Regions from separate parts of the Mus musculus genome. Here all the other regions are linked to region 2. A link is a loop called in an ENCODE intact Hi-C map of the cell type or tissue named here. Cell type or tissue: gastrocnemius. All regions are shown on one strand.

Region 1 (8,000 bases), 170 kb before region 2:
CATACATAAAATAAATAAATCTTTGCTGGGCAGTGGTGGGCACACACCTTTAACACCAGCACTTGGAGGCAGAGGCAGGTGGATTTCTGAGTTCGAGGCCAGCCTGGTCTACAGAGTGAGTTCCAGGTCAGCCAGGACTATTCAGAGAAACCCTGTCTTGAAAAAAAAAAAAAAAAAGCCCGTGAGATGGCTCCTGGGTAGAGGGGCTTGCCGCACTCAAACCCTGATAACTCAGGTTTGCTCACTGGATCACACAGTGGCAAAACAGTGACTCCACAAAGCGTCCTCTGACCTTCACACATGCATGCCATGGCACACTCGAGTCCTCCCCTCACCCACTAATGATAAATACATTTCAAAATAATGCTAACAATCTAAACTATTGGGGTGCTGGTGAGCCACGCAGGCGTGACTGCTGCAGCCATGATGGTTCTCAGAAGCTCTTTGAACACAATCTTTCTGCTGTCACAGATGTTAGAAAGCAGGGCTGGCTATGTTGCTCACTGGGACAGTGCTCACCTAACAAGTACAAGGTCCTAAGTTCTAATCCCCAGAACCTCAAATAAATGTTTTTCATCACAAAACATTTTTAAAAATCTTGTATTTGGTAAGTGTTCATTTTGGAAAGCTTCTTCTTCTTCTTCTTCTTCTTCTTCTTCTTCTTCTTCTTCTTCTTCTTCTTCTTCTTCTTCTTCTTCTTCTTCTTCTTCTTCTTCTCCTTCTCCTCCTCCTCCTCCTCCTCCTCCTTCCTTTTCCTCTTTTCTTCTTCCTCTTTTCTTCTTCCTCTTTCTCTTCTTCCTCTTCTTTCTCTTCCTCCTTCTCTTTCTTCTTCTTCTTCTTCTTCCCTCTCCTCCTTCTCTCCCTCCTCCTCCTCCTCTTCTTCAGGTAGGGTCTCCTCCTTGTGCCTCTGCCTCCCAGTTTGTGAAGTGCAGGGGATGGAATCCAGGTTTCATGCATGCTAGGGAAGCACTCTACCTACAGAGTTAAAGCTCAGCCCTGACAGTTTCTTAGGAAACACCAACCACTTGACCCAGAAAATCCACTCCCTGCTATCCATTGATGAAAACTAAAGCTAGCTCACTCACTGTCTGCCTTCAGAGTATGGGTGGGCCAGTTGCTTCAGGTTCCTGCTTCCTTGACTTCCCCACAGGATGGACTGTACCCTTTCATTGTAAGATGGAATAAACCCTTTCTCTCAGAGAGGAGAGAGGGTGAGAGAGGAAGAGAGAATGACAGAGAGACGAGTTGTTCTTGTTTTAGTTTAGATTTCTTGTTTGTTTGATATCCAAGTGAAGATTTAAATGTTAAAAGTTATACTTTGGAAATGATCCAGCTGTTCTGAACTATAGTTTGGCACACAGCTGTGAAACTAAACACACATGTCCCTGTGGTCCCTCTGGTAGGGATCAACCCCAGAGAAGCGGGCATCTATATTTGCACAAAATCTAGAAGTGTAACATGTTCAGTGACATTCTTCATAACTATCCCAAACTAGAAACAAGCCAAATGTCCCTCATCCAGCAAGCAGATAAACAAATGGCACCGTGTCCATGAAAAGCCATCGAATGGTGACAGGAAGGAGCAAATGTGGATGGCTTTCCAAGCCCTGGAGCCAAGTGAGAGGAGCCAGATTCCATGTGCAAAGGCACACTATGGGGACAGAAAACAGAGACCAGGCTGGAGATGGGAGGAGGGGTTGCCTATGGCAAGGCTTGATGAAAGGGCTCTATATCTTGACTGTCATGATGTTTACACATTTGCTATACATTTGTCAAGTCTCATAGACTGTGTAGTTTCAGGGATAACTCTTACGGAATGAGACTAACAGAACACAAGCGCTTGAAGACTGACCGGCTGTGAATGATGCATGAGTGGAGGAGGAGGAGTCATCTGGCAGGAAAGGCACAGGCAGGAATGTCTAAGACCCACAGGATCTCAGGGTGGGGATGACCAGTGGACAGCAGGACGTTAAAGGTGGAGACCTGGAGGTGACATGACCCTTGCCTCTCAACTGGCCTTCCCTTGAATATTCTTCTGCCTCCACCTCTCATGTGGGCCACCTTGCCTCCTAAGAGAACCCTCTTTAGTTCCATGTGCTACCCAGCTCACGCAGATCGCACATCACTGTCCAAGTTCTCCTAAGAGCTGAGCAGGGCCCTAGTGTACAGAGAGGCTCAAAGTGGTACCCACAAGGACCTTCCTGGTATTTCTGTATCTTGTCCAAGTTTCAGAAAACAGGACTCTTACCCTGTGTGGAGAGCAGAGAGCCGCTCTCATCTGCTTCTCTGAAATGGTCTTATCCCAGTGTAGAAGAAGGAAGGCTCAGCCCCTGGTCAGGGGCATGGGAGAGCACAGACCTCTCACCGCAGAGTGTCCCTGGACTGGAGAGAGTGAGAGCATCTTTGTGGTTCTCAGGTTCTCCAGTCTCCCCAGTTGCTGTAACCTTAATCCTCCCTGCTTTCCCGAAAACAGAGCTGACAGAGATAGTTGTGTTTTAGCCACGACTAAGGATGTTTAGCAAGGAGAGATGGGGAGGGTCCAAACCAAGGGGAAATGCCAGCACATGGGGAAGTACTGGGTCGAAAGAGGAAGAAAATGGCAAATATACAACAGGCTAATTAAACATCATCACAGGTTACAGAGCTGTTGGTAGGCTGCTCACGGGAGCAAGCCAACCTTGCAGAAGAGAGAGGAAATTTCCATACCCCTCCACCAGGGGGAGCACATGTGCCATTTCATCTGCAATGGCTGTGTAGTGTTAGTCCCACCCTGCTTGGATTAGGAAGAGCAAGAGGTGATACAGAGAAACCACCAGCCAGGAGCTCAAAGGCTCAAAGGTTGTTAGATGGGTTGCCGCTCTCTGGTGGTGTTCGCACAAAGCAGAATCGTCCATAGTTCAGGGACTCTGGATCTAATCTGGTTGCCTCCACTATGCAGCTGTGTGGCCGTGGCCAGTTCACTGCATCTTTCTGGGCATCTGTTTCCACCTCTGGAAAACAGGGCGGTGCCTTTCCCGCTCAGAAATGACAGGAAAGGATTGACGTTGCAGACACCCACAGAGTTCTGCCTTCAGGAGTCTCTTTAGTGAGAGAACAGAAGAGAAGAGGCTGGTGAGCTGGCCTCTCAACTGGTGGCTGAATGAGGCCTGGTGAGGAGGATGTGCCCAGGGAATGTCCTTGAACACCAGGGAAGCATCCGGGTACCAGCATACTCCAATCCTGACTGTGCCAGCTATTTGCTGGGGAGCCTGGTCGAGTTTCTCTCTTTCCCTGAACTTCGATTTCTCCCTCCTTGAAGAAAGGGAACCACATCTGATTCTTGGAGTTCTGTACCCCTCAGCTCCTCTCTCTCCAGTGGCTCTGGGGCCACCAAATCTGAGGTGAGGTCAGGTAGGGAGAAGGTCACCAAAATAGGCCAGCTCCCTATTTAGGGCCCAGAGCAGGACACTGATCACAAAAAAATTCTCAGTGAGGCAGAGTCAGACACTTCCTAGGGGAACGGTCATTGAACAGCAGGCACTTAAGCTGCCCTAAGCAGGGGCTCTGGTCCAAATCTGGGGTCTTGATCCTCTGTGAAACCCTGCATATTTCCTCACATTCCCCAGGAAGTCTGAGTCCCCAAGAATGGCCCTCTAATGCCATCTATAGCAGGGGCAGAGAACAAAGCAGGCATGAGTTTTGGAACTGTCTGTAGTTGTGGGAGCCACAGCGCTTTCAAGGAGAATTCCCCAAGGAGGTCGCAGACTACACTTGAGGAGCCCGGGGCAGTGAGAGACAGGAAATCCTGGCATGGGAACACTTGTCCAAGGGGATGAAAGGCCAGGAGACTTTAAAGGGGGTCTCGGGAGACTGGGGCGTCCTGGTGCAGGGCCCCTCTTCTTAGGAGTGATATAAGGGCTTTGGGTGAATTCCTGGCGGCTCCAGCTTTGAGGAATCCTTAGGCCTTATCTCCTAGTGATATATACTGACATGTTTATGGATGAAATAACATGCCTGGCATTTGCTTCAAAAACACCCAGTTGCCAGGAGAGGCAGAAAGTTTGCATAAGGAACGAAATTGGCCATGACTGACAGACAGTGGCTAAGTAGGTGATCAAAACGCAGCGCCCCTCACACTGGACTTTCTGCTTTCTGTAAGAAAATGCCCTGTCAGAGCTGGAGCTCAGAGCTCCATGCCTAACACAGCATGAGGGCCTGGTTTCCATTTGTCCCCAATATCATGTTTTTTAAAACCTGGCCATGGTGTGGGCCCCATGGCTCAGCAGGTAAAGATCTTGTTCTGAAAATCTTACGCATGCATCGTGAGTTCCATCCCCTGATCTCACAGTGGAAGGAAGGAAGGAAGGAAGGAAGGAAGGAAGGAAGGAAGGAAGGAACAAGGAAAGAAGGAAGGAAGGAAGGAAGGAAGGAAGGAAGGAAGGAAGGAAGGAAGGAGAGATCTGGCTCATGAAAACTGTCCTCTGATTTCCACACAAGCACTTGGGCATAAGTGAGCATGCACGAGTGCCCAAACACACGTGTGTGCTCACGAGCATACACACACTAATTAATTAATTTTTAAAAACAAGCATAGGAATTGGACAAATGGCTCAGTGGTTAAGAGCACTGGCTCCTCTTCCAGAGGTCCTGAGTTCAAATCCCAGCAACCACATGGTGGCTCACAACCATCTGTAATAAGATCAGATGCCCTCTTCTGGTGTATCTGAAGACAGCTACAGAGTACTTATATACATAAAATAGATACATCTTTTTTTTTTTTAATAAAATAAAAGCTGTAAATGTGAGTGGATCAGAAGTTCAAGGTCAGCCTCAGCTACACAGAAGCTTGGAGGCAAGCCTGGGCTCCTTGAAACTCTGTCTCAAAAACAGTTCATAAGTCCACACACAGCCCCCAGCCAGTGGCCTCCAAAGTGTGGCACAGGCTCAAGCCTTTCTGGTGGCTAGCCTGATCTCCACATGACCACCAGAGGGAGCCCTGGACAGTGTCAGACCTTGCAGCCTGGCTCACCCTTGCTTGGTACCAGTTCACCACAAGACAGGCCCATAGACTATCTTCTTCATCCGGCCTCCATGCTGGGCTGCCACAACCAGCCCCACAACACTTTAAGCACTGCAGTGCTGTAAAGGCCATAGTTACATTGGATAACGCGCATCTATTGCTTCGCTGGAACTCAGACTTAACTGAACAATCTCTATCATATCTGGAAGATGACCTCTACCTATCTTACCAAAAGAGACATGCCATCTCAATGTCCCCCAGGGCCCCCACTATACAGAGGTGCCCCTTCCCAGCAGAGACGCAACCTCTGACTGAGTTTATACCATTGCCTGCCAGCAAGGATTTTAAGCTTGCTTTAGAGGACAGATGTCGGTGTGTGGTATGCAACCTGCCCAGCTCTCCATGACAGTCCCACAAGAGGCCAGACAAGCAGGTACTTCCTGAATGAGGAGGCAGCCTTCAAGCGAGTGCTTGCTTCTCCTCAGCAGGGTGCTGGGACTGGAAGTGTACGGCCATGTCCAGGCCTCAGCTGGCAATCTGCTCTGGGTGTTTTTGGACTTGGGCCCTATCTGCTATGCGTCCCATGGTAGTGGGGAGAGGAACCCGGTGCCAGGCGCCGGCTGCCCCATGGCCCGAGGGTGTCCACTGCAATTATTACAAGTAATCAGTTGACCAGCCCGGCCCCGGCCCTCCTCCCACGCCAACACTTGGCCCTTGTTCCTGGACAGGCCCCTCTGTGTCCCGTCCTTTGTGGCTGACATTTCATTAGGATCATGCAGCACTGGGGTAACCCCGAGCCCCAAGCCCATTCTAGGGAGAGGGGGGCTGGTCCTGGCCATGTAGATACTTGGCCTGGGGAGTCTAGGCAGACTGGCTGTCGCCAGCCAGGCAGCCGCCCCCTCCCGCCCCCAAATATCCAGTGTGGGCCACTGGCTGATGTGGAGCCACGGGGACGCCAGCTGACTTGGATGCTTTTGTTCTGGGCCTGGAGTGGTCTAAGCATGGTGGCTCTTTCACTGAGGAGACACAGATAACAGGCGGCAGGGCCTGATAAGGTGTCTGCCGGTGGTTTCCTCCCAGACGGGTCCCACTGCTCTCACAGGCCCAAGAGGACTTGGCCCACGCCTGTCACCAAAGAAAAGTTACCCCTCCCCAGGGTTTCAGCCTCCCCACACAGGCCAAAATAAAACCCAAAGGGGGTTTGTATGGAAAAGTCAGCAGAGTCCCCAGAGGCGCCAGGCCCAGAGCAGGCTGGGCTGCCTCAGTTTCCTTCCCATGAAGAGAATGCCAGGGAAGGCATTCTCCCTGGGTCTATAATGCACTTATAATAAACTGGAGATCCTGGGCTGGGGTTGGGGATCCCTGGACTTGTCTAGGTCCCCTCAAATGGCATTGCCAAGGATACACACAGCCTCCTCTATGTCAGACTCCGTGAGAGGGCTTAGGAAGAGATAAGACACGGCCCAGGGCTCCTGCCAGGAGGAATCGCCTGAAAGATCTATCACCACTCACCAACCTAACCCAGACCAGGCCTCCAGCCCCAGGCTCACAGACTGGAGGGGCTCTGGGGTGAATGTCAGTACAAAAAGACCACAGCCCTGAGAGCTGAGGTGCCCAGGAGCAAGGGGTCTCTAGTCTGATGGAGGAGGCCTGCCTGGCTTCTTGCTTACTCCTTGCTACTGCCTAACGAAGGCAATGTAAGACAGGAAGGGCTCATTTTTGACTCAGAGTTTGAGGAAGCAGTCCACCGTGGTGGGAAAGACGTGGCAGCGAGGCACGTGGACTGTGCCACAAGAGGACCTGACACGGAACTGGCAAGGTAGAGCACGGTCAGACCCCAGACATCTCTAAACTTGAGACCAGCAGGAGCAGACATAGCCCCATCCCTGTTTCTGTGCCTGTCTCGGAAGGAGCACATGACCTGGAGACACCCCCTCTGGCCTCCCCCACCCCCCAGCAACCAGGTAGGTACAGGCAGTCACAGTAGCACAGCCTCTGGAATTCTTCCCCATGCAAATGAGGCATCTCTGTAGGCTTAGCCATCAGCCAGTGACTTTTTCCCTCCCTGAATATCCTCAACCCAAAACCTATATAACCTTTGGCTCACCCCAAATAAAGTGTATGCATCCAAAACAAGCTATGATTCCCTCAGAAAGCTGCTTCACCAAAGCTCGTCTGAGAAGGCCTTTGTCTAAAAGAGCCGTAACACTAAGATTCTCAATGAAGGTCCCCATCCCCCATCACTCGTTCCCAACCTGACCCGGATCCCGCAGACCCCACCGGTTCCTCCAACTTGAGTCCAGACACCCCCCAAGAGGGGAGGTGAACCCCAGAACTACAGCTGATCTCTGTGCATCTGCAATCAGGAAGCAGAGACACAAACGCTGGGACTCAGCCCAAATCCCCCTCCCCCACACCTCCCCACCCTATCCCCAAGGAATCCCCAGCCCATGGAATGACAGACACCTCGCTCATTTAGAGTGGGTCTTCCCAACGTAGTTAACCCAATCTAAAAACTCCCTCACAGGTGCACCCGGAAAGTCTGGGTGGTTCTCCATCACATCAAGTGTCAATCAATATTAGCCATCCTAAGGACTCAAGGAATTCTTGAGAAGACTGTTGGAGTGATCAGGCAGCCTCAGGAATTACTGGGAAAGGCTTTCTGACAGTAGTGGGTGTTCCCCTCAGCCTGCATCAGAACCTTGAGCTCCAAATTTACCTATAGTAAGCGGAGGTCAGAGCTGGCCAATTGTCATGTGGCAGCCAGCATGGACATGAGGTGTGGGAATGAGGTTAGGCAGCGGAGGGTCCAGGTTTTCCCTCACCCTGACGCGTGTGGCTTTGGGCACACACATGCTCTCTCTCTCTCCTCTCTCTTTGGCTTACAGGCTTTCAGGAGCTTCTTAGGGGTGAAAGCCACGGATCAGTGCTCTGGATGATTGGAGAGAGTGGCCTGGGCTTCTCCCTGCCAAAAAGTCCCAGGGGGAATGAACACCCAAGTC
Region 2 (8,000 bases):
ATATTTTGGTCTGAGGTCAGCTGGCTCCTTAGATGTGGGAGCCTGGATATGGAGAGCTGCCTGTTTACAAATGTGGCTTGAACTATTCCATACTCTCATTTCTGAAAAGGCAAGCGCAAACACACGTGGCTTAACTTCTTTCCCCTCCCATTGGGTACTAGATGCTTCTGAGGGCTGTCTCCCCCAATTCTTGCAAACACGGAACGCAGAACTGTCCCCCCCTTAAGACAGGGAGCAGAGATGTTTGTAGGTGACTGCTGGGTTCAGATCCACTTGCCCACGCTGAGGAAGTGTGGCTCACTGGCCCTTTGATTAACACATGGAAGGAGCCAGAGCTGTGGGCTGCTTGCTCGACTGTTTCCTTGGGACACATTCCCAGAGCGGGGTCACTGAACGCAGTAGATGACTACTTTTATGGCTTTCCATCCATATTGCCAATTCGTTATTACCAAGGGTGCTCTGAGATCCTGCCAACGCTGCACACTCAACTGTGCAGAGAAGCCTGTGGCCGCCAAACCATCCAGGCTTCTGCTGGGACCTGGCCAGTGGCTGGGGCTCCCAAAGCCCTGGTGGACGCTGAGTTTAGGGTGTTTTACAGTTTCACTTTGTTTTGCAGAATTTTCCTCTCTTGTGAAATCATTTAAAATGTGACTAAATGAGTTAAACCATAGTTAGGCTTGTCTGTTTTGAGGAAGAGAGAAATCTGAAAAACAAAATCCTTTTCGAATGCTCAGCCTCTTACTCAGCCTGGCCATGAAGGGGGTACCTGAGGAGGGGGGCATTTCAGGAGGGAAGCCCTAGGAGGAGGAGGAGAAGCGATAGCTTCGAGAGGGAGCCCAGGGGAGGAGGGGAACCAGGGGGAAGATTCACTGGGAGTCGCGAGTCCCGGGGGAGGTAGGCTCAGCCCTCGCCAGCTCGGCGTCCGATAAGGCGGGAGCGGCGGGGCGGCCCTGGGAGGGAAGGGCCCGGCTCGGCCCGGAGCGCAGATAACGCCCGGCACTCCGGCGCCCGAGACTGCGAGACGCCGAGGCCACAGGGGTGACGGCTGAGGGCACAGCCGGGCGGGGACCGGGACCCAAAGTCCCCCAACGCCAGGTCCCTGAGTGCCAGGTCGCTCACCCTCGAAGCCCCAAGCCTGACTCTGCACGAGATCTGGATACTGAGGTGCTCCCGTTTCCACGGGCGGGTCCGGGACCCCGGGAGGTCCAGGGACTTGACCTGGTCCCCTGGCCGCAGGCAGAGCCCGCCTGGGCAGACCGATCCCTTTTCTCTCCTGCTGCCACACAAGGGGGCTTTTCCCGCCAGCCGGCAGCGGAGGCTCAGGGCAATCTCTCCGGGTGGGATTAGCATTCTGCCTGTTCGGATTCTTTAAATTCCGCACTGAACATCCAGTCGGCTGCCAAACTGCTAGGGAGGCAGGAGGGTTGGGGAGAACAGGGCTGAGAGAGGCCTCCCCTGGCAACCCGAAGCTCAGGCTGAACTCAGGGAGCAACTAGAAGGCATTCCCTTACACAGAGACCCTCTTTTTCCTTACCCACTCACTGCAAAATCAGACCTAACAGCCGAAAGCCAGGTCTCTCCATTGGTTTGACCCTGATTTCCAGCGTCTTCCCTCACTCCCCATCCCTCACAGTTGGCCAGCCTCCGGGCACACTCCGGGCTTCATAACAAGTAAAAACTCACTCTCTCCTATGTACCTTCCCTCCACCCCTCAATATCAAAGGATGGAAAGGATTTTCCTGTATATCTATTAGTACACTGTAGCTGTCTTCAGGCACAACCGAAGAGGGCGTCGGATCCCATTACAGACGGTTGTGAGCCATCATGTGTTTGCTGGGATTTGAACTCAGGACCTCTGGAAGATCAGTCAGTGCTCTTAACCGCTGAGCCATCTCTCCAGTCCAGTTTTTCTTTTTCTTTCTTTTTTTTTTTTTGTTTTTGTTTTTTTTTTTTGTTTGTTTGTTTGTTTGGTTGGTTGTTTGGTTGGTTGGTTGGGTTTTAAGCATCCTCTAGAATAGTGCCCCAAGAAAGTTAGACTCCTTTGTAATGCAGCAACTGCTACCTATATATACTTACTGTGTGTGTGGTGCCTTTTATACAGCCACAATCTGAGACCAGGGAGCTCTCATGACTTGTCACAATCAAATAGGTTTTATTCCTGAGAGAAAGGCATTGGGGTGAATGACATTGGTTCCCCCCTCCCCAGGACTTTGCAGCAAACCCAGAGCAAGGGCTTGGGTGGGGCCTACAAGGCTAGGCCTTCAGGCCAGCCCCACCCTGTGGAAGTCCTAGGGCCACAGGTTCACCCTTGGTTATAGGCAACTGACTCCAGGAAACATAGTCACCTGTGTCTTTCTTTCCTCACCCAGGCGTCTGCCAGGCAACAGAAGCCCCTTTGCCTTTCCAGCGCAGGAGAGCCTCAGGCTCCTGCTCTGCACACCCCTCCCCACTCCAACTCCAGCCCTCACTGGCTCAGTGCAAACTTAAAAGTGAGTGCCCTCTCCTCCCCCTCCCCACAGTCTCTCTGAGCCCTGATCTCTTCCTGCCCCAAGATCTAGAAAAACCTTCTCTAGTACTGCAGAATGTAAACTGAGTGTAAATAGCAGTGAGTTCAGGTTCCCAGCATGCTTTGTCCCTGTCTATGTTATAAGGCTGGGACTGGGGCAAGGTCCCTCTCCGGGGTATAGGCTGTTCATGTGCTGCGTATCTGGAGTTCCATTTTCCTGCACTTTTACTGGTTTTCCCCCTGCCCCCCATCCTGACTCTCGGAGAAGGTTTTCGGAAGCTAACTAACTAACAGGAACAGAAACCTTTTTCTTTCATGAATAAAAGCAGGTGCTGCAACTTCCCCCATGGGACGCTAGGCTTGAACTGGATTATTCTTTGGGGTGGGGGGTTGTTGTTTGGTTTGGGGTGTTTTGTTTCATTCTTGAGACAGGGTTTCCCTGTGTAGCCCTGGCTGTCCTTGTAGACCAAGCTGGCCTTGGATTCACAAGGGTCCCCGCCTGTGCCTCTTTATTGCTGGAATCAAAGGCACAAGTACCACCGTGTCCAAAGGTTGAGTTAACCCTTTGGAAACAGTGCTGCAGGATCTGGGCAGGTGAGCACTGAGGGACTTTCCCACGGGAGACCCTGGGAGTGACAGCCTATGTGGTTCAGTGTCCCCGCTACTCCAGGGGTCAATGGACCTTTTCACCTCACAACAGTACAGCCAGCAAGATCCATCTTCCCTAGTTCCTGTAGCCCTAATGCGGGGAAATGTTCTTTGTGGGGCCTCTGAGCAGAGGACAGGAGGAGCTTTTGACAGTTGTCCTCAGGACCAGTGAGAGTGGAAGAGTCTGGAGGAAATCCCTGGACCTCAAGGTCCTCCCTCTGGGAACTATTAGGATATTGGGGTCTCCTGTGGCTCAAGGACAGTGCTTCTGCCCCCAAGTCAAGATGGAAGCAAAGGGCAGACCTACAGCTCACCTGAAGGTTTAAAGTCTTACCCGGTGTTAGGATGCAAGCTAAGCCCCACACCACGTGCTTCACAAACTAAGACACAAACTCTCAATGAGAGAGAAGAGACTCCGTATCCTACATATGGGGAGGCGGGTCCCAGAGAACAGCAATTGTGTCACAGTCCCAGGCAGAAACCTACTTCAAAGCACAGGCCTTCCATCTGGGCCTGTCCCTCCCACATTTACTTTACCTAGCTGGCACACCAGGCTCAGAGGACAGCCAGCTCAAAGAGACACAGAACCACACAGCTTTCCAGAAAACACAGAGGGTTGTATGGCGCCACCTGGTGTCTATTCCCTGTCATTGCAGTTACATTTCCCAGAGCTTGACCAACCATCCTGCAACAGAGTTTTGTGCTAGATCTTGAGCTGTCCAGAAACATTTAAGGAAGGGCTCTAGCTGCTGGGGCATTTCCCATTCTGGGCAAGGCAGAGAAATGGATCTTTCCTATCAATCTTTACACCCGTGTCCCACCCAAATAACTTCTGGTTTTTGTTTTTGTTTTCACAGGATTTCTTTGTCCTGGCTGACCTGGAACTTGTTCTGAAGACCAGGCTGTCCTGGAACTCACAGAGATCTGCCTGCCTCTGTTCTGTGAGTGCTGGAATTAAAGGAATGTAACACCCACCCAGCCCACCCAGATATTTCTTTGCCTACATCACAGTAGGGACACTGAGGCCTTAGCGTGCTGGGAGGAAGGCAGACCCAAGATGAATAATTGCAGAGCCCCCCCCCCCTTCTCAGTCTACCTGCTCTGTGACCTTGGGCCATAAAACACCTTCTGAGTCTCAACTCCTTTGTCATAAAAGAGGAAACAAGAGGGAATAGTGTGCACACCTTGCTCTGCCTGTGATAAGAAGCGGTGTTGCAGTTTTTATTCCAGCAAACATGTCCTTAGCATCCTGTCTTCATCCCCATCCATGGTGAGGAGTCCTTAACAAAGTCACACAGAGGACATGCGGGAGGGACTCAGAGGGCTGAAACAGTTTGGCCCAGAGTCTAGGTGGCCACTTAAGAGCGGACACTGGCTGTTCCGGAAACTTCATGCTGGGGCTGGAGATGTCTCAGTTGGCAGTGTGCTTGCCTCTTATGTGCAAGGCTCTAGGCTCTACCCACGGAACTACATGCTGGCATAGTGTGCACCCTTGCGCTGGAGACCTGGACGGAAAAGAGCAGAAATTCAAGGTCATCCTGGACTACATAGTGAGTACTAAGCCAGCCTGGGCTACGTGATGCTATCACACACACACATACACACACACATATACACACACATACACACACACACACACACACACACACACACACACACACACTGAAAAAAATAAAATAAAAGCAAGAAAAAAAACATTTAAAAGCCCTGCTTTTTCCAGATTTCCTTCTGTGGACCGAATGAGTGTGTAGGCCACTCACCGGTGGCCCAGATCCCAGATCCTCTGGTGGGAACCACAGCTCCACCCCCTACCCTCCTGGAAAGTCAGAGACCCTGACCCTGCACCCAGCACAGCTCGCTCCTTGTCACCCTGCCCAGGTCCCCAAGGTGGGGTGGTGAGAGGCTGAGGTGGGGTTTATTTATAAGTTCCTGCTGCACATGAATCCCTGAAGGAATGGCTCAGACTGGAGTCAAAAGTCTGGGGCCGCCTGGTTGAGAGGAAGCGCTCTTTAGATTTCCACCTTCCCTTGGCACAGGCCTCCCTGTACCCGGCTGGGCCCTGCCAGCCCCTTCTGTTCTCAAAGGCCAAAGCGCATTTGCCGCCAAGTTCTGTCGGCCTGTCCGCCTTGCTGTGTAAACAGGACCCGGGACTGGCGGCCTGGCCCCACACTGGAAATGAGCCTGCCTTCCGTAGCCTGGCCACTTCCTCTTCACATCCGGAGACTCCTCAGAGTTCGTATGAGGCCTGGGTGCATAGGGGGAGATGAGTCACTGGAGCCTTGGCCTGCTATGGTCTTCTTCAGCCTGAATGATCAGAGGACAAGTGGAAGGGACAGAGGACTCCTAAGGAGCCATCAAAGCCCAGTGTAAATGGCCCCTCTTATGGAAAACCATCTCACTATTCTGAGCTAAATTCAGCCTGCATGTACCAAGCACTTTCTGCATACTAAAGTCTGCACAAGGTGCTCATGAGTCAGGGCTCCAGAGAGATGCAAGATCTCTGATTCTTTACATTACACTGTAAGTTTAAGATAGGAGGGACGTTTGATTTGTGGTCAGATCCTACAATGGGTCTAACCTGGGGTCTGCATGTAGCAGAAGCTATGAAAGCATTCACTGTACTGAACCTTGTTAAGTTGGGGGAAGGCTGGCCACCAAAGCAGCTGGCCCAGCCCCAACTGTGGCCTGGAATCTCAGCCATTCTCTGAGTAACTTCTCTTCTCTCTATGATGGTCTGACCCAAGGTTTCTGATGGTGACAGTCACCATCAGCATCTAGTGCCAGTGATAGAATCGGGGGCCTGCACCAAGAACTGTGTCCCTACTTTACAAGCAAAAATGGACTCGGGGAAGTGGCCCATTTGATTATGATCCACAGCTGGCACACAGCCAGTGGCCCCCAAACCCCCAGCCCCAGACACATCCAGGGGCCTGAGATTTTAAAACACAGTCAAGCTACCTCCTGATTTGCTGGGATCCTAGGCTGAAGAAATGGGGAAGGCTGTCTCCTGGAGAAAAGACTGTGGAAGCCAGGTCCACAGTGTTCACAGTTGGATGCTCTCCCTGTACCGGTCCAGTCTTTCTACTCCTCTACCTATCAATTCCTTGTTGAACACAGGGCAAACTGAGTCTGGAGAGGCTGTGACAGGCTCCAGGTTACCAACTGCAGATGGAGTCATGTCCCTCCTGGGCCCCTACTCTACCTGGAAAGCCCTGATTTGGTTCAAGAATTCCATGGGAAAAACCATCCCGAATCTGGATGTGGTGGGCACAGTAACACAGCATTGCTGAGGCTGAGGCAGGAGGATCATATGTTGGAAGCCAGCCTGGCCTACAGAGCAAGATTACTGCCCCCAAAATAAAATAACTTTAAAGTAAATAAATAGAAATAAAATGAAAGATAAACAGAATAAAAATAGTTTTAATATGAGGGCCAGAGAGATGGTTCAACAAGGGAAGACACTTGCCACCAAGCCTGATTACCTGAGGCCAATCCCTGGAACCCACATAACAGGAGGAGAGAACCATGCACGGTGATCTCTGACATCCACAAGTGTGCCGTGGACTACCCATATACAATGTAGAAAAAATAATCATGTAATAAACAAATAAATATATATAATAAACATTTTAAAATAAAATGGCAGAAGTGGGGGTGGTGCATGTGGGAAGCAGAAGCCTGTGGATCTCTGAGTTTGAGGCCAGCCTGGTCTACAGAGTGAGTTTCAGGACAGCCAGGGATACACTGAGAAACCCTGTCTCAAAAAACTAAAAAAATAAAATCACAAAAAATGTAAAATGATATGAATACGTAAAGCAGTTGATAACCAAGGACTTTTGGCTCTCAAGGACATTAGCCCAGGCCGTAGCTCATTCTGATAGCCAGGATAGCCTTGGGGTTGTGCATATGTGGCTGTGGACAGATCTGGAAATATTCCCTCACTGGGATACACTTACACACAATAACTCACACTCACACACCCACATTACTTCATGCTTTCATACACTCCCACAAACAGTCACACACCCTCACACTCAAACTCCCACTCACAACACACACTGAAGCACACTCTCAGATGTACACGTGTTCAAACACATACTTAGGTATGAACTCACTCATGCACTCATCCACATACACCCAAAACACATATGTATGGATGCTGCCACGTATGCAAACAACCTCTTGTGCCCTCACACTCAAGCACACTGACTTGACACCCATGCTAACACTAACATCCTTGTTTGCTTCCTGTTGCTGTGATAAACACCATGGTGAGAAAAAAGCAACCCCTGAGGAAGAAAGGGTTTACTTCATCTTACAGTCCCAAGACTCAGTTGACCATTGAGGAGAGTCAGAGCAGGAACTAAGCAAAGGCCGTGGACAGCCACCACTCACTGGCTTGCTCAGCCTGCCTTTTTATACATCCCAGTACTACCCACAGTGAGCTGGGCCCTCCAGCATCAGTTGTCAATCAAGAAAATACCTCACGGACTTGCCCACAGACTGGCCTGATGGAGGAGGCAATTCCTCAACTGAGATTCCTTCTTCCCCGATGATTCTAGCCTGTGTCAAATTAACAAAACCCAACGACCACAGAAGCCAAGGCAGGACTCCATCGGGGCAAGAGCCTAAAGCAGAATCTGTGGAGAAACACTGCTGACTGGCTCGTTCTCGGATTCAAGCCTAGGGGATAGTGCCACCCATAGTGGCCTGAACCTCTCACAACAATTAACATGCCCCACTGACACAGACCCATATGAGGCAATTCCTCTTCCCAGGTGTGACAAATTGACAATTAGGACGAGCTATCACGCTCCTGTACTCTCTCTGGTGTGCACATTCAAAC
Region 3 (8,000 bases), 130 kb before region 2:
TGAGCCAGGCCAAGTGAGGTTAAGAAGCTGTGTGCAGCACCCCGAGGATGCTGGGAGCAGAGCTAGGGTGGGTACCAGGCATCGCTGGGCCCCTCCTATGAGCTAGGCACTGCCTTCACGGGTGAGGGAACTGAATTCCCGATTGCGCACCCCAGAATTCTGGAGCCAGCCTCACGGAGAGGGCAAACCTTTGTGTGTGTGGTGCCAATGATGAAATGCAGTACCCTTTCTCTCCTGCTGAGCTACACCCAGGTCCCAAGCCAGCCACACTAGAGGGCGCTCTCCTCCATCCTCAGGCCAGTAGTTCTTAATCCTGATGCGAGACCCTTTAACCCAGTTCCCCACGCTGTGCTGGTGACCCCCAACCATACATTTTCATTGCTGCTTTTTAACTGTAATTTTGCTACTGTTATGAATCCTAATGTAAATATTTTTTGGAGATAAGAGGTTTACCAAAAGGGCAGAATGTCAGGCAGGCGCCTCATTAAAACTTCACTGGGCCGGTCACTTCCCTTCTCTGAGCCTCAGTTTCCCTATCTGTAATAGCAACTGCTGTAAGGACCTACGAGTCCCGTGGGTGCTTACTTCACTGTCTCACTGAGGAAAGGGACTACTAGTTTCAAAGTAGCCTTGTGTCAAGGTCAAAATAGCAGCTTCAAGTCAGAGAGTGTGCATAGGAGCCATAGGCAGGGAGGGAACACTTTCTTCTTGCCAATGTCTAGAAGGCTTTGCAGCTAGGAGTCCAGTGGGGCTTACCGTTTCTCTCAGGTACCTGTTTGATCCCTAGCCTGGCCACAGGATCCTTCACAGGGATGTTGCCATATGCCTCTGATGTCCAGGCTAGACCTATCTCCAACCCTATGGAAATTAAGCTGACTGGCTTCCAAATTCTGCTGCCCTGTAAGGCCCTCTCTTTACAACAGCATCCTCTCTGGGTCTGGACCACATGCCTACTGTGGGTCAGTGGCTCTGGGGATAGCCTACTCCCCACATATGAACAAAGGGCCTCAGGCCTCTCGGGGTCCTTCTCCAAGGCTGCAAATATCCCGGGGACTCTGAACACACTAAAGCAGGGGAAGAAAAGAAATAAAACTCATCTCAAATGTCTGTGTATCTTACACACAGGAAGCCTGATCTGAAGGTGGGCTCAGGTCTGAGGACAGTGGAGGGGTTGTGGGCAAGGACTTAAAGGTAACCCCCTCAGCTTTAGAGCTCCTCAGGATCACCTCACCTGGCAGGGATACCCAGGGCTCCCTAGAGGGAGTATGTCTCTCCCCCGATCCCGTGTGTGTGTGTGTGTGTGTGTGTGTGTGTGTGTGAGAGAGAGAGAGAGAGAGAGAGAGAGAGAGAGGGAGGGAGTGAACCCAGGCCTTTAGGCTTGCTTGGTAGGAGCTCTACCACTGAGCTACACCCAAGCCCAAGCCACACGTTTAAATGGGAATAGGGTGGGTAGCCATGGCACTGATGCCCAAGCCCCACGTTTAAGTGGGAATGGGGTGGGTAGCTACAGCACTGATCAATCTGCTTGGTTTTGTCCTGTGGGTATTTGTTTTCAAACATTTCCTCCTGACACAAACTAAAGAAACCTTGGTCTAGAGAGGACCTGTGGGTTCCACACGTGGACCTCAGTGGCCTTATCTCTGGAAGGTGGCACCCGGGTTATAATGATTTGCCTGAGGCCACCCATCAGAGATGGCAAAGTTGGGACTAGGACTTAAAATCCTTGAATGAGGTAAACACATGGCTGCAGCCACCTGACTGGCAAGCTTCTCCATGTACCCAAACCTCGCCTCTCTTCCTTTGTAAGAACTTATCAGTCATCGAGGGCTCTGCTCACCGGGGGCCACTGTTGGACTCTCTAGAAACTCAAACAGTAAATCAAGCATACACAGAAAGAGACCGTCATCTCGCTCACTGGCTCCAGGCCTGTTGCAACAACCCAGGCAAGGGGACTCAAGCTTCGAGGTGCTCCAAGAGGACTGTGAGTGGGAGGGCCCTTTACACTCTCTGTAAAGCACCTCGGTTAGTTCCTGGACTGGCACCTGTGGTGACCGACCTGCCCTGTAACAGAAGGGATGGAAAGAACACTTACGATCTAGAATGAGCCCAGCTGTGGCTCCATGCTCAACGCTCACAAGCTCCAAGAACTCAATTTTGTGGAGACCTGTATGCTGTGCGCTGGTGTGCTTCAGTGATGTAGAGCAGGCAGGCTGCACCCATGAGCCCACATGGCCCTACTCTACTCATCAGGGACAGTGTCTTGTAGAAAGAGCCTTCTCTCTTTGGGGTTCCAAAGCTCTGGCCCTGTCATCTTCCACAGCCACCAGCCTAATTAGGAACCATCTCTTTAATTGCAAATAAATACCGGGGGAGTCAGACCAGAGCAACATCAAAGGTGACCGAGGTCTGACCGAAACTCACGCTTCTCCCTCCTCCCTCCCCTCCCCAATCCCTGGCCTGCTCAGGGCCTGGCCTAGTTCCCAGCCAGCAACGGGTCCCGCTGGGAGGGGTGGGTGGGAGGAGAAACGCTGGGAGCCCTGCCTTCTAGCCAGGATCAGTTAACTGCCTCCTTTCTCAGCCTCGGTCCTCTCCGAGGAAGTAGCTATAATGTGCAGCTCTGAATTTCTATGTCCCAGCAAACTCTAGCCAGTCCCTTGCTGGGAGCCCTGCTCAGCCGGTCTCCAACAGGGGGATGGTGTGGCTCTCTCAGGGACACGGGTTAGCAAAGAAAGGAACCAACCAACTCCACAAACACCAAACGCACAGCAGAATGGACCACCCTTAAGTGCGCCTGCTTGGAGAAGGAAGTCACACACAGAAAATCCACTGAAAGGCAGAGGCGGGAAGTTCTCCATAGGCAGAACAGCTGATAAAACATGCAATAGCAAAGGTGGGCGGCAGCTCTCAGTGAGGAGTTCTGGGCTACATGTTCAAGGCCCCAGGTTCCATCCCCTAAGACTGCAGTAAATACATACAAAGAAAAGGAAGGAGGAAGGAAGAAGAGGAGGAGGAAGAGGAGGAGGAGAATCAGGGCAGTTGATAACCTGAGGAGTAGGTACACAGGAAGGAGAGAACTTCCAAGACAGGAACGATGGGAATCGGGGTGTATATATACACCCCAGAAGAGTCACCACAACCTAAACACTAGGCTAAGCAGGTTTTGGCTGTAGCTACTGACATCTACAGGAGTCTCAGAAGGTCCCCCAGGTGACAGCCCCTCGCCCCCATTGTCTCCCAGAGGTACCCACATTCCTGCCACCAGAGGGTGGTGGCAGCCTTCTCTGAGCACCAGGCAAACAGCCTCAACAAAGGCCGTCTCCCTTGCTCGGCCCAGCCACAGTCTGCCATGCCTTCCTCCAGAGCTCTCTGCCCAGCCAGGGTGCCTAGAGACCAACATGTAATTTTGTGTGTGTGGGAGGGGGGTACTGGACCTCAAGGGGGCTGGCTGGAGTCCGGAGGAGGTGGAGAGCGGTGGAATCCCAAGAAATGTCTTTAAGCTTATTCGAATCAGCAATTTTCTGTCAAAACAAAGTGCAGGAGCGCGGTGGTGTGCTCCCTCACAGGATCCAGCTAAAGCACGAACACAGTGAAATGTCTTCTCCTGCCCTCTCTCCGCCTTCTGACCACAAATGCCCAGGGTGGGCCATCCCAAGAAGGGACCAAAACATGTCCCAGTCTGGCGAGAAGACAAAGCACTCCCGGGAGGTTTGTGGGGTGGTCCGTCCCCACCGTATCCCTAATATCTGCTGGGCTTCACATCTCCCTAGCTTATACCACCGTCCTTGCCACCAATTAAAAACAACCAATAAAGACTGCTTGGCAGTAAGCTTCAGACAAGAACCAAATCCACTCCCTGTGGCGTGCCGAGAAGAGAAGAGACCAGCTCTCTAAAATCCAGAAAGCAACTAGCTCAGGGGTCACACAGCAAGTTGGTGGCAGAACTGGAAATCAGCCTAGGGCTTTCTCTCAGCCCTTTGCATGGGGGCCTCCCACTCTCCTGGAAAACTACTTTCTTCTGTCCCAAGTCATGCCTGTGGCTTCAAGTTCCCTTCATCCAACCGGCAGCGTTTCATCTGTGGCTCCAGAGCCTGGGAACAATTACGCAGGCCCTGCATCTGGTTAACCTAACACCCCTTTTAAAGCCTTATTTGCCCATTAGATAAGTAGTTTTTGTTATCAAACTGAGGGGAAGAAACGAGTTTCCAAGGAACTCTCCTTTGTCCTTTGGGGCCGAAGAAATGGCTTCAGGTTTGCAGCCAGTCCAGCCAGCAGCATTCATTAATGGTCCTGGCCTTCCTCACAGGGGAGGGAGGGCCTGTCCTTGCCCCTGGCTGCTTCAGAAAAGCAGAGAAAGAATGCACACAGGGCCACGTTAATGGTCAGCAGCTCAGAGCCAGCCGAGCGAGCCTCTGCTGAACGCGGGCTGGCCCAGCTGACAGGAGTTTCCTCCTCCTAGCTCCCCCCCACCTCCCCAACCCCCCACCTCAGAGCCAGCACCTCGGGCTCCCAGAGGAAGCCTGGCTTCCAAGAGGAAGTTCCTAATCGCTCATTACATCACAAGAGATCTGGCCACCGCTGCTGCGGGCCTGCACCGGGCCCACCGCAGGGGCTCTTTTAACTGTGGGTCTCCAGTGTGGAGACCGTGCTGTCCTCCCGCCCCACATGGCTACTTGGTTGCTCTGCTGGCAAAAGCGAGATGGGTACAGAAAGGGAGAATGCCAGCAAGAAGAGAGGGGAGCCCAGGAACAGGAAGTCCACTGGACCGACGACTGAGGGGAGGTCCAAAGAGGTGAAGTGACTTATACATGTCACAGTAGAAACCGCTCAATGGAGCTGGGACCAGTGGTATCTCCGCAGAGGGCATGGGTTTCACGCACTGGATCAGGAGCAAGGAAGCCTGTGTGCAAAGTCCAGCCCTGCCACTCACCAGCAACGGTAACAATCCCTACAGAAAATATTCTGAGAGACACTTGTGACCCTCCCTTTGGCCATCAGACAATTGTCCCCAAGGAATTGGAATTTCCCCAGGAATCTCATGCTGGGAGCAGGAAAAGGCAGAAGGCTGGTGTCAGCAAGAGGGAGAACAGAGATTTCACACTGTTCTGACAACTTGTCAGGCCACCTTGCAGGAGGGACTGGATCCTAGGCAATAACAAGCCAATGATGCTCGTGCAGGATCGCCCCTTGGACGGGGCTATCTATTTAAACCTGAACGTCGTATGTCAGTCCCTAATGATGGCCTTGGGGGGGGCGCTGTCACTGGACCTATTTATTTGTTCCTCTTCCCAGGGCTGCCACTCTGAGTAAACCACCGTTATCTGCTTCTCATTACTCCTTGGCTTATTGGGGGTGGACAGTGAAGCCCAATTTGTACCCTAAAACAGTAATAACACTCTTGCCATCTCAGGCAAGTGACTTTTTGCTCCTCTGGGCCTCAGTTTCCAAAACTGCACAACAGGGATACAGTCAGCAGCTACTTCACAGGGCACTGGGGTCAGCTGCAGTCAGACGATGCCTTGCCTGGAAATGAGCAACCTGGAAATTAACAGCGATCACTGACTCTTGTTAGCAGATTTCAAAAATGTAAGCTATACAAATTATTTACAGCAGTTATATAATGCATAGTTCACAAGTATATTCATGTTGGGTAACAACAACACTCGGCAAAGATGTGCTAATGGACTAGAGACTCAAGGAGAAATAATAATAATAATAATAATAATAATAATAATAATAATAAAACAAATCAGTCAACACTGGAGAAGGCATTTGTGAATGCCAGGCAGAGTGAAACAGGTTAAAGACACTCAGAGGACAAACTGCTAACCCTCTCAGCTCCTCTTGTGCTTTTGGGCATCGTGCGATGTCTGTGTGTATGTGTGGACATGTACGGGAAGTTCAGAGGTCAACCTCAGCTGCTGTTCTTCGGAAGTACTATCTACCTAATTTTTTGGAGACAGGGTCTCTCCGTGAATCTGGGGCTTGGCAACTAGGCTGCTGGCCCCAGGGGTCCTGTCTCTGCCTCCCCTGCACAGGGACCCCAGGTGTGAGCCACCCTAACCAGCTTTGATGTGGACTCCAGGTGTGAGCCACCCTGACCAGCTTTGATTGGATCCTGGGGTTTAGGAATTCAGGTCCTAATCCCTGGGTGGGCGGCAGGTCTATTCCCTACTGAGCTATCTCCCCAGTCCCACCCTTCCCGTTGTATGATAAAGAAGCTGTGTCAACCTTACCAAGCTTGTGTCCAAAGTCAGAAGCCAAGAAGTTTCAAGATTAGGATCTGATCTCCTGTCTACATAGACTTAGAGATATTATTTGCTATTATCCCCATGTGTGCTGCCAACCCCAGTGGCAGCATGGATAGACTCACAGGCCCAAACATCTAGCTCTGCCGGCTCTAAGATGTATTGCCAGGGCCACACAAAGATGGGATGCTAAAAGGGGTCCTGAGCCTGGGATGCAGCATCTTTGGTATAGAACGAACGTCTGCATGCTGACTACCTTCCTGGGAGGACAGAAACACTTCTCAAATGCAGCCTCCACCCACCATAGAGAGGGCCTAGTGCTGCTCTGAAAACACATGCCCTTTTAACTTCCCCCTCACATCCAAACAGCTCCCCTTGCCTGAACCACAGTAGGGAATGTATTCTAGGTGAGCCACAACAATGAACACTGCCCAAGGAAGAGGACCATCCATCCAGCCTACACCCAGCCACAAGGCGGGAGGAATGAGTGTTGCAGCATCCCATTCTCAGGGCAGGCCCCACGCCAGAGTCTCCTCAGCAACCACAGAGAGGAGCTCCTACCCTGAGTGACCCTCTCTGCTGGGACCTTCCTGCTGCTCCTCAATATGACAGCCTGAGTCCTTAGAGGCACCATCCAGGAGGGTGCCTCAGGCATCTGGTGACCAGCTTCTAAGAGGTCAAACAGACCTGCAGGAAGGCCTTTGTTGTGTCCTGACCTTGGCTGCTCAGCCTCTGGTCTCTGGTGGAACAGGACGGCAGCCTGGGCTGAACTAGGTAGGGTTCCACTCTTTTATCTCCTGCAGTATTTAAACAGACTGGCAGTCCTGACCCAGAATAAGTTTCCCCAGGTCTGCTCTGTCGTTGCTCCCAGCAGAGCAATCTTCCCAGGAGCCCCAGACTCAACCGCAGTGGGAAGCGGGACCAGTCAGGGCCCACATCCATCACACCTTACACCTACAGCACCCCAGCATCCCCTGCCAGAGACTACCTCCCACCCAAGGAGTCTCTGCCCAGGCCCCAGCACTGAGCTTGACAGCACACGATCAGTGGTTCCAAAGAGCTACAGGGAGACCATAGGGTCAACAGAGCCAGATCATCTATGACAGCAAGTGGCGGCGTGGGCAGATGAGGACCCAGCAACTTCAGTGTAAGAAAAAAGACACCAAGCCCCAAGGAAGCAAGCAAGTCCTCAGCCACAGAGCAGGAAGATCCCAGGGGATGGAGGAGGGGGAGGGAGAGGAAAGGAGAAAGGGAGGGAGAGAGAGAGAAGAGAGGAAGAGACGGAGGGAAGGAGAGAAGAGTTCCAGAGTAACCAGGAATCCAGCAGGCTTAGGGAAAGGACCAGTTCTTGTCACAAAAGACTCTAACCTTGGCCCCCATTCCAAGGCCTCTTCTGCTTATTCCAAAGTCTGATGCTAAGCCTCTGCCTACTTAGGGACAACCTAGGGTGGGAAAGCCTCAGTGTTCCTACTGTCCCTGGACAATCTGGCTAAGAATGGGAAGCTGGGGACCTCCTCCAGAAATGCTCTTCTAGGGCCTGCGCGGGAACTGCGGTATGCTGGATTCCCAATAAACCAGATGTTTACCAGTCCACCGGGCTAGGCCTGGGTTATCACCTCAGACTTTTTTATTTGACCCTGAACCTCTGACCTCCTTCCTCCACCTCACCAAGTGTAGGGATTGCACTTGGTGTAGCATGTCTACCTTACAAAGTGCTGGAGATGGAACCCAGGGCCTGTGCACGGCAGACAAGCA

Evidence for each region. A loop is a pair of places that touch in the nucleus more often than their neighbours do. Peaks named below come from ENCODE experiments on the same cell type or tissue, not always from the same donor. Only the 100,000 strongest peaks of a DNase experiment are listed, where the experiment ranks them.
Region 1: it touches region 2 in a loop (8-fold over the local background); 36 of 42 quality-filtered maps call a loop at or near these places.
Region 3: it touches region 2 in a loop (5-fold over the local background); 16 of 42 quality-filtered maps call a loop at or near these places.

What each region holds. Positions count from the first base shown.
Region 1 is chr9:63,913,460-63,921,459 of GRCm38, forward strand. No RefSeq gene overlaps it. Among named protein-coding and RNA genes, the nearest start is that of Gm36033, 27 kb to the right of the region's middle. In gastrocnemius, CTCF peaks have their summits at 2,700 (motif pointing right) and 4,967 (motif pointing right); DNase peaks (open chromatin) are centred at 2,723, 4,964, 5,624 and 7,334.
Region 2 is chr9:64,083,915-64,091,914 of GRCm38, forward strand. Scarletltr (Scarletltr, erythroid developmental long intergenic non-protein coding transcript) reads left to right here. Exons shown (of 3, transcript NR_040743.1): 2 at 2,370-2,489; 3 at 4,012-4,131. Gm39360 (a long non-coding RNA gene) reads right to left here. Exons shown (of 3, transcript XR_870861.2): 3 at 4,515-4,659. Among named protein-coding and RNA genes, the nearest start is that of Scarletltr, 7.2 kb to the left of the region's middle. In gastrocnemius, a CTCF peak has its summit at 3,786 (motif pointing left); DNase peaks (open chromatin) are centred at 472, 954, 1,182, 3,767 and 1 more place; H3K4me3 peaks cover 1,395 bases; H3K27ac peaks cover 3,114 bases.
Region 3 is chr9:63,956,023-63,964,022 of GRCm38, forward strand. The region is part of intron 3 of Smad6 (SMAD family member 6); the gene reads right to left. Among named protein-coding and RNA genes, the nearest start is that of Gm36033, 16 kb to the left of the region's middle. RefSeq lists an enhancer at 2,293-5,529. In gastrocnemius, CTCF peaks have their summits at 262 (motif pointing right) and 3,253 (motif pointing right); DNase peaks (open chromatin) are centred at 267, 2,500, 3,300, 4,636 and 1 more place; H3K4me3 peaks cover 1,580 bases; H3K27ac peaks cover 3,091 bases.